2 separate regions of the Homo sapiens genome follow, and region 2 is linked to region 1. A link is a contact called in ENCODE Hi-C or POLR2A ChIA-PET data. All regions are on one chromosome and are shown on one strand. Each heading gives the region's core, a stretch centred on a gene start or an enhancer-like site at or near the end of the contact. The rest is flanking DNA. Distances are from core to core; before and after follow the strand shown. Region 1 has its middle 86 kb from the start of BCAS1-AS1. Region 2 overlaps BCAS1 (brain enriched myelin associated protein 1).

Region 1 (4,997 bases), core at 1,409-3,908:
TAATTTTGGGAGAGGGTTCATAAAAACTGGGAAATACCTGTGAAAATGTGAGATTAATGTAAGTATCGTAGCAGAACCAGAATAAATGAAAGCTCTCTAGTGTCATGATGAAAACTATTAACTATTACTATTAACTATTAACTAAGACTGTGTCTGATTCATTGCTTGTAACACAATCCTTGAAACTGGGTGATTTATAAGAAACAAAATTTACTCCTTACAGTTCTAGAAGCTGGTTGAGGAGAGTCATCTGGTGAGAGGCTTCTTGCTGATGGGGCCTCTGCAGAGCCGCAAGGCTGCACAGGGCATCACATGATCACATGGCACAAAGGCTGAGCATTCTAGCTCAGGTCTCTCTTCCTCTTCTTATAAAGACACCAGTTCCACTCCCATAACAACCCATTAGCCCATTAATCCATGAAAGAATTAATTCATTCATGAGGACAGAGCCCTTGTGACCTAATCACCTCTTAAAGGTCCAACCCCTCAATACTGCCACATCGGCAATTAAGTTTCAACAAGAGTTTTGGAGGTGACGAACACTCAAACCATAGCAGACTGAAATACCAAGTTTTATTTTGGCTCAATATTGTACTAGGTACATGATCATTCTTAAATTATTTAATCTTTGAAATCATTGGTTTCCTCCAGTATAAAAGATGATAAATGATATCAGGCAACCAATTGCTGATGTATGTGAAACTGTGAAGTACTAGGCAAATGGAATATTATTTAAACATACTCTTCAATTAGTTGAATATGAAAGCTACTTTGGTGACTTCTGATTTTTTAGAATCAGAAAATTTCCTCCCTTCCTTTCTTCTTCCCTCCCTCTTCCCTCCCTCCCTCCTTCCCTCTGTCCCTCCCTCCCTCCTTCTTTCTTCCTCCCCATCCTCCTCCCTCTTTGTCTCTTCTTAATTTTTTCTTTCATCTTCTTTTTGGCTTGTTGGTTAATGTAGAGATATAAGTGTTGTAACAAATAAGTTACTATTATTTTCTAGTATGTTCCAAGAAGCAAAAAAAAAAATATTGCTTGCCTGATTTATTACCAGTTTATTCTGTTCCTGCTGTTAAAAAATTAGGGAAAAAAAAGGGAAAGGAAAGAAAAACATTTCCAGTTCGTTGAGCTAACTGGTGGGTGAGAGGCTGAGAAATGATACCATCCTTGCGAAGGCAGATATTATGTCCCAAGAGCACACGATGTGTATGTTCTCAACCTTCTGGCTCTGTTCCACCTTGGTAATAATCCAACCAGTTAATTCCGTGGGACTTAAGCTTCTGGTCTTTGTCTGAACAAATCAGAAATTGCCAGAAAATGTTAGAACAAATTGTAGATCCCAGTTGTAGTGAAGGGTAGAATATATCCCAGAAACAAAACAAATGACTTAATCCATTGTCAGATGTGGGGGCTCTATGATTCATCCCTTAAAAGAGAATTATGGTAGGGCTTACTTCCCAAGTGAAAGAAAGACAATGTGCTCTTCCATCTAATCCGATTGTAGGAAAATTTCGGAATGTCACCTTTTAGAGTAAACATTGCTTGACTCTTAGATTAGGTCTGTAATTTATGGTGCAGGATCTCCTTTAGAGTTTTCAGTAAAGAATGCTGTATTTGTTCCTTTTCTGTTTGCAAAAATAGGCGTTTGGGTGTGACATCCCTTAGGGTGATCATTATCAGTGGATCATTTTACATATTCTTGTGCCAATTCTAAAATAAGCACATATATTTCTCAACCAGTTGAGTATCTCCTAAATGATGCTTTCTTCTCAGTGGGAAGCTTTGGATACTTATGAAAAAAAAAATCAGAGTTCTTTAAGTTGGAGAGTCCACGCTGATATTCATCACAATTTGCATTTGAATAGTACAAACTACAGGAAACCATGGTTGGGGGGGGAGGTGAAATTTTTATTATGTGCTTGGCGAGGAGTCTCTGAGTGTTTATAGTTTGGGAACGGATACTAGCAGAAGGCTTTCTGTTGTTGTTAGGGACGGCTCACATTCCCTTCCCACCCACTCACTGCCATCTACAGCTCAGCTTTGGAGTCAGAATAGCACTTTTCCTACGTTTAGTAGGACTAAGAAAGATTTTTTTTTCTCCCCTTGGCATATTCCTGCAGCTGGATATTAGGGAAGCAAGGAAGCTGTTGAATAGCTTTCTAGCTAACCACATTCATAGTATTCTTTCTCATCTTCCTTCAGAGTTTCTGTTTAGTTTTGTTCTGTTCTAAGGACCTATTTCCTCTCTAATGAAATTTTCGTAGGACCCTGTTGTTTGAATGTTTGTTTCTGGACCCTTTGAGGTTTCTTTACTGGCATTGTTATTTTGATTGGAGAGCCAATTTGCTATCTGTGAACTTTTGCAGATGCGTGAATCGTGAGTGAGATAGAGAGGTGACATATATTTGAGTGTGTGGTATGGGGGAGAGAAAGAGTCACTTTTTGTGCTCTTCCGGGCACGTCTTCAAACACACCATGCTGTCCCCCACACAGTGAGTAGAATTATCCCAACTGTTTTTAAGTTTTAAAGTGCTAACAAACAGAAAAAACAATGAAAATAATTTTCTCTTCAAGGATCTCTGAGAACTCTGGCCACACCTCATTCTTAAAAGCATAATATGTGAGTGACTAGGACAGAATTCTTTCCCTGGATTCCCTTAGAGAATGTCTCACGAAATAACGTCTCATGGCAATGAATCATCGGCTCAGGATCCGACCAGTAAGCCACTGGCCACATTTCTATTTTTAAGAGTCACTAGGAAAAGTTGGAAATAATTTTAGAAAATAAAGAAAATACTCTTTGGCCTTTCTTTCATTTTCTTTTCATTTGGGGAGTAAGTGGAGAATGGGGGAAGAGATCTCATGTCTTTGATTCATGTAAAGCCAAGTTCTGGAAATATAGCAAACGCAGGAGAACTCTTTCTTAAGTGGTAGGAACAGTCCTAATTCCCACAGTTTAGGTTATCTGGTCTATTTCAAGGTTTTGGTGCGTGAGGTTTGGTGTCAACAGCATGATATGATCTGTGGTATACTTAGGGTTCCCAAATATGAATGTAGAAGCATTGAAATAATTTATTTTATTGGATTTGAATTCACTAAATATAGCCCTTGAGTCATGTATAAAATCTCATTGTTCTAATATGAAACAAATGCTGAGTTTATTGTCAAGCCTAATTAACATGTCATGAACATGGGGCACCTGTAAATGATAGAATCTGAGTTAACAACAGCTCTCTGACTGTGTGCACGGGCTGTTTGGAGGGCTTCTTCATGCTCAAAGTTCAACGGCATTTAGAGTTTCAACAGTTCACTGCTTCAATTTTTGTTTACTTTCGTTTCCCCTGGGCAGAACTCTCTAATCTGGGTTTAACTTTTTATACTATACTTGTGAGAGGTGCTCAAATTACCCTACTCCAATAATAGCATACTCTTCATATGGGAAATTTGAAAAGTGCCTCTGCCCACTCTATACAGAATTTCCTGTGCTGTACATTTATCCTGCTGAGACAGGAAACACAATTATTGTTTGGAATTAAGCTAGACCCTTGAGGAACATGAAGTTCTGCTTATGGTTTCCCCACCCCCCTCCATCATCAGACATGGGTGTTGTTTTATCAGAAATAAATAAAAACGGATAATGTAGCTACAAATAGCTACAGGGAAGGAAAAATCTATTTGTAAGATTTTTATTACTTGTGCCTAAATAAGATGGTTCTCTGAACATTTGCTGACTGTTTACAAGAGAAAAATAATTATTCCTGGCTTGTAAGCCTGTCAGGCCATCACAGAAGAAGGTACAAACTATTTCCACATTTTTTAACCCCCTCAGTTTCTCTATGATTATTCGTTGACTATTTTAGCTGGTGACACAATGAAAAAACAGAGTCTAAGCAATTTCTCTAGGAATCAAGATTTATCTGCATTTTTTTTTTTTTTTTTTTTTTGGCCAGAGTGGCGTGATCTTGGCTCACTGCAACCTCCGCCTCCCAGGTTCAAGCGATTCTCGTGCCTCAGCCTCCCAAGTAGCTGGGATTACAGGCATGTGCCACCATGTTCAGCTAGTTTTTGTATTTTCAGTAGAGACGGGGTTTTGCCATATTGGCCAGGCTGGTCTTGAACTCATGATCTCAGGTGATCTGCCCACCTTGGCCTCCCGAAATGCTGGGATTACCGGCATGAGCCACCATGCCCGACCTTGCATCTTTGGATAATCAAATATTACCTCTTCAGAAAAGACTTCCATGGAAGCCCCTTATGAAATACTGCCAGAGCCCTCACCTCCCATATGGCTCCATTTTCTTGTCCTGTTCACTTTCTTCAAAGCATTCATCACTATGAAGTATTATATTAATATATGTATTATTTACTAGCTTATACACCTCTAGGACAGTGCTACCCAACAGAAATATAATGCAAGCCACACAGGAAATTTAAAATTTTCTAGGAGTCATATTAAGAAAGTAAAAAGAGGTCAGGCGTGGTGGCTCACTCCTGTCATCCCAGAACTTTGGGAGGCCAAGGCAGGCAGAGAGCTTGAGCTCAGGAGTTCGAGACCAGCCTGGGGAACATGATGAAACTCCATCTCTACTAAAAATACAAAAATTATACTAGCTGGGCATGATGGTACACACCTGTAGTCCCAGCTACTCAGGAGGCTTATGTGGGAGGATCGCTTGATCTCAGGGAGGTCAAGGCTGCAGTGAGCCGTGATCATACCACTGCACTCCGGCCTGGATGACAGAGTGAGACCTCATTTCAAAAAAAAAAAAGAAGGTAAAAAGAAAATGAATACTATTATATTTATTATAATAGTAGTGTTTCATTAAACCCAGTATGTCCATAATATTATCATTTTAACATGTAATCAACATAAAATAATTGTTAATGAGATATTTTTTATTCATTTTTTGAACTAAGTCTTTGAAATCCAGTGTGTGTTTTACTCTCACAGCATATCTCAGTCCCGACCAGCCCCATTCAAGTGCTCAGTGGCCACTTG
Region 2 (4,963 bases), core at 389-2,888, 190 kb after region 1:
TAATACATTCATGTAATTTGTAAAGATCAAATTCGTGTACTTGGGATATTCATCACTTCAAATATTTGTCTTCTCTTCATGCTAAAAACATTCGACTTATTCTATTCTAGCTAGTTTGAAATGTACAGTAAACTATAGTCACCCTCCTGACCTATCAATCAATAAATTCTTAAATGCAGATTTGCTCATTCAGAAAGCATGTGTGTTTGAAGACTTTAAAATTGCATACTGCCAAAGCGCCACGGTGGAAACAAGCTTCTTAGTGGTCCAGGTAGTTGATTAAGAAATTATCTAAGACTTCAGAGGGAAATAAAATAACATGAAAATATAAAACCAAGAAATCTAGATTTCCATTGTCCTCTGGCATCTTTTCTGAGATGGAAATTGAGTCTGGATAACACAGATATAAAAATGTTCCACTTAGCCATTTTTCTTCCTCTTTTGGGGAAGAGAGAGGCAATGTTAATTTCAGCTGCTTATACTAATTGAACCAAGCCGGGTTGGACCAATTATCCAGTGTGATACTCTCTACTGTAAATCACAACATCACTACCTGTTTTACTACCCTGTGGACATAACCTCAGGATACTTAAGGCTCATCTCACACGGGGGTAGCAGAAGTCTAGCCCAGGGCCTTAGCATGGTACATCATCATTAATCCATAGTTATTAACTGATGTGGAGATGTTACATTTGTAAGATTAAATAAAGCATTGTCTGTTGTTCACATAGGGGGAGGGGGGAAAGAAATCTATCTAAGAAAGCAACGCACACTTGCTTCCCATATAAAGCTAGTGTACATTTTCTCTTTTCTCCCTCAGCAACTCCTCTGCTTGAGGGGTAAGTGAATTTGTCAACTTGAGTTCCAATGGCAAGTAAAATGTGGGTAGAGAATTAAGCAATAAAATGTTCTTCTCTTGTTTCCCTTTTGGCAGCAGGCTTTGCTTTGGGGATAGTCCTAAGGACACATGAGTTGGCACACTCTTAAGTATAGTTCCCTTATGTGTGATTTTTTTTCTTTTCTTTTTTTTTTTTTTGAGGTGGAGTCTCGCTCTGTTGCCCAGGCTGGAGTGCAGTGGTGCGATCTCGGCTCACTGCAATCTCCATCTCCCAGGTTCAAGCGATTCTCATGCCTCAGCTTCCTGAGTAGCTGAGATTATAGGCGTGCACCACCATGCTTGGCTAATTTTTGTATTTTTAGTGGAGATGGAGTTTCACCATGTTGGCCAGGCTGGTCTTGAACTCCTGGTCTCAAGTGATCCTCCTGCCTCAGCCTCCCAAACTGCTGAAATTATAGGTGTGAGCCACCACGCCCGGCCAATATGTGTGATTTAAAATGGAAAAATACTGCTGCAGGCAGAGTGAGTGAAGAGTGATTCCCAGGGTAAGCCACACTGGGCAAAAGGGATTTGTGGAAGATTCTTCTGTTCCATGATTAGTTCCTAACAAGCACAACCTTCCAGACTGGTGACAGCATTTCACATTTACTAAAGGAAAAATACCCAATGTTACGGAAAACAAACAAACAAAAACAAAAAACAAACAAAAACCACACCAGAAAACCTGCCTTTAAATACAAAAAACTAATAATCCACAGCCTAGAACACATTCGTCATCTATTTAACAAACACTTCCCCAAAGCGAGAAAACAGTTTTGAATGCTGCCAGAATTAGGTTGCAGACTTTCTAAGAATTGTTTGGCCCGTGCAAAGAAAGAAAGAAAAAGTCACATGCTATTCACTGACTGTTTAAACACTTCTCTGTTTCTGTTCCTCACCCAGTTGTGATTTTCACTCTCCTGTCTACTTTCTATCTCAAAACTCTGTTTATTTCACTCAGAGCTCTTTCTAAACTCTGGAAGTGTTTGCTTGTTAATTCTCTTTCTTTTTTAAATTGTTGGTCTCTCCACTAGAAGGAAAGCTCCCATGAAGTACACTGTTCTACCTGCTGGGGAATCTAAAATCATTCCTGGCACAAAGGAAATACTCATATTTGTTGCATGAATAAATGAAAGTATCCACTTACTTTTTTTTTTTTTTTTTCGAGACAGAGTCTCGCTCTGTCATTCTCCTGCCTCAGCCTCCCGAGTGGCTGGGACTACAGGCGCCCGCCACCACGCCTGGCTAATTTTTTGTATTTTTAGTAGAGACGGGGTTTCATTGTGTTAGCCAGGATGGTCTCGATCTCCTGACCTCGTGATCCACTTGCCTCGGCCTCCCAAAGTGCTGGGATTACAGGCGTGAGCCACCGCGCCCAGCCTCCCACCCCTTTTATATATTGCTTAACACTGGCTGCCTGATTGACTCTCAGGCTGGAATGACAGATGGTCATCTAAGTAGCTTCAAATTCTGATAAGTGCTATGAAGGATGAAGGAAGTAAAGTGGTCCATGATGGGTGTATTTACTTGATTCTCAACTGTACCCAAGAAAAATACCAATGCAAGTGTTATGACGAAGGACAACCTACATGGCTGCGCTGCTGGGAATCATTTGGTGAACTGGAGAGTGGGTGCCCCATCTTAAGGGACAGTCACAACTCACATTCTGTCTGGAAATATAGGGCAAAACTACCCATTATGGGGAAGTCTGAAATATAGAATTGTATTGACATATTATTGCTTTAAAATATCATCAACTTTGTTAATTCAAAAATATAATTAATTAATTAAAATATTATTTAAAACACTATGTAGGCCAAGTAAGATGCATCTCTGGCTAGAGGCCTTCTACAGATGGCTAGTTTTCAACTTCTGGTTTATGTTTTTTATTTTATTTTACTTCTTCAAACCCACAGCCAACATCATACAACTTCTGGTCTAAATGCCTAGCTCAACGTTCTCTAGAAGAACCATTCCTTGGAAAATTGAGCTACCTTGTTAGAGGCCCAACAGCTACATGGATGATTAAGTTTGAGAAACACTTGGTTAAACAAAGTGAAACAGGCGTGCTTGCTGCAGGACTTCTCAGAGCCTTTAGTAGGTGGATGTCCATTGTGAATCTTCAGTAGAGACTATAAAGCAAATAGATTTTCTGAAACTATTCCATAGCAGAGCCCTATTTCTAGGCCCATCTTATTGGACTAACGTTCCACAGACCAACTTGGAAAGTACTATCACGCTGGTTAACATTAGGTGTCAACTTGATTGGATTGAAGGATGCCTAGATGGCTGGTAAAGTATTGTTTCTGGGTGTGTCTATGAGGGTGTTGCCAGAGGAGATTAACATTTGAGTCAGCGGACTGGGAGAAGAAGACCCACCCTCAATGTGGGTGGGCACCTTCCAATCGGCTGGCAGCATGGCTAGAACAAAGCAGGTGGAAGAAGGTGGGATAAGCTGGGTTGCTGAGTCTTCCAGCCTTCATCTTTGTCCTGTGCTGGATGCTTCCTGCTCTTGGACGTTAGACTCCAGGTACTTTGGCCTTTGGACTCCTGGACTTACACCAGTGGTTTGCCAGGGGCTCTCAGGCCTTTGGCCACAGACTGACGGCTGCACTGTCGGCCTCCACACTTTTGAGGCTTTTGAACTTCTGCCACTACTGGCTTCCTACCTCCTCAGCTTGCAGACGGCCTATAGTGTGATTTCACCTTGTGATAATGTGAGGCAATTCTCCTTAATAAACTCCCTTTCACATATACGTCTATCCTATTAGTTCTGTCCCTTTGGAGAACCCTGACTAATACAACTAACTTTAGAATTTTTTAAAGATATAAGATGTTTCAAAAGTTTTAAAGTGTTTCATCTCTTTGAACCTATAGGCACAGTGGTTAAGTGTGTGGGCATCGGTGACCAATTTCCACCCTGCCACTTTCTAGCACTATGATTTGCACAAGTTACTTTACCTCTCCGTGACTTAGTAAACTTGATAAGTTATAGCCGTTACAACTTCTGAGGGGGCGAGTCAGATGGGACAATACCAGAGGGAATGATAACTCAAAATTTATTTTACAAATTAATTGCAAAAAACAATTTACTAGATATTTCAATGGATTAACGCCATGACATGTTAAAGACCAAATTTAAAATACCAAGTAGATAGTACAAATGTAGACTTGTACTATGATTCTAAAGTTTAAGTGAAATCGTATACACCACATATTTTGCAATGACTTTCTATTTCAACTTGTGTTAGGCAGAGCAGATAATGACGTTGCAATAATACATCCTAACAGTCTGAAAAGTTGAACCATGACGTGTACCACCCTTATTCTTGTCAGGTTCATTTAACAAACATTATTGGATGCCAACATGTGCCAGCCATTGTGCTAGGCATTGGGAATACTCAGTTGCATAAAAAATGGTCACGTCTCTTAAGATAACTGTCTCAATGTGTCGAAGTGGTCAGATAACAGAACAGCGTTCTCCAAATTTCAGACTGTGATCATTAGCAGATTTAAAAATAAGGTAGTGGGTCAAAACCAGCAGTAAACAAATCAAACAGAATAGAAAAGAATACAAAATCCCTGCAGGTGTTACATGCTGCAAGAATAGTATTACTTCATGAATTCTTTGTTTCATGTATGCGCATGTATATCAGCTCAAGTAAAATCTAGTTCTTACTATGGGGTCACAGTTAAATTAGAAAACTAATGTAATGGATACACTCAGATGAATTACCATAGGTGGATACTGTAGCAGCTTCTACTTGCTCCATTCACTTAATGATTTCCAGACAATGTTAGGTAGAGAAGATAAATCTGGTTTCTATCTGTGGCATGTCCTCTTTGCTGGAAGAGCCTTCTTTCTACTGAAGAAACTGAAAATGCTGGCTGATAGCTATTTGCACCTTGACACAGACACGTGACTCAATTTCACCAAAGGGCTCTGAGGATAAATTTTAGGAAACTCCTTTCTTATTTATAGGACATTATGACACATACATCGGAAATATTACACGTCCAATTCCAGGTCACTGCAATAGAGTCAATATCACAATAGAGTCACACACATTTTTCGGTTTCCCAGTG

Evidence for each region. A loop is a pair of places that touch in the nucleus more often than their neighbours do. ChIA-PET counts read pairs that join two places held with the same protein, here RNA polymerase II (POLR2A). Pooled maps may share reads with other maps.
Region 2: a map with no recorded cell type shows a loop between it and region 1 (3-fold over the local background). The contact joins two enhancer-like sites. A Hi-C loop is called at or near these places in 5 of 37 single-sample maps with no recorded cell type and 3 of 50 pooled maps. POLR2A ChIA-PET finds 5 or more read pairs at or near these places in 1 of 52 experiments (Caco-2).

Annotation. Positions count from the first base shown.
Region 1 is chr20:53,826,898-53,831,894 of GRCh38, forward strand. No RefSeq gene overlaps it. Among named protein-coding and RNA genes, the nearest start is that of BCAS1-AS1, 86 kb to the right of the region's middle. RefSeq lists enhancers at 1,827-1,936, 3,203-3,347 and a cis regulatory region at 3,269-3,282. Within about 2 kb of position 2,659, at least 29 of the 41 ENCODE cell types and tissues checked have a DNase peak (open chromatin) inside an H3K27ac peak, as active enhancers do.
Region 2 is chr20:54,016,378-54,021,340 of GRCh38, forward strand. The region is part of intron 4 of BCAS1 (brain enriched myelin associated protein 1); the gene reads right to left. Among named protein-coding and RNA genes, the nearest start is that of MIR4756, 50 kb to the right of the region's middle. Within about 2 kb of position 1,639, at least 3 of the 41 ENCODE cell types and tissues checked have a DNase peak (open chromatin) inside an H3K27ac peak, as active enhancers do.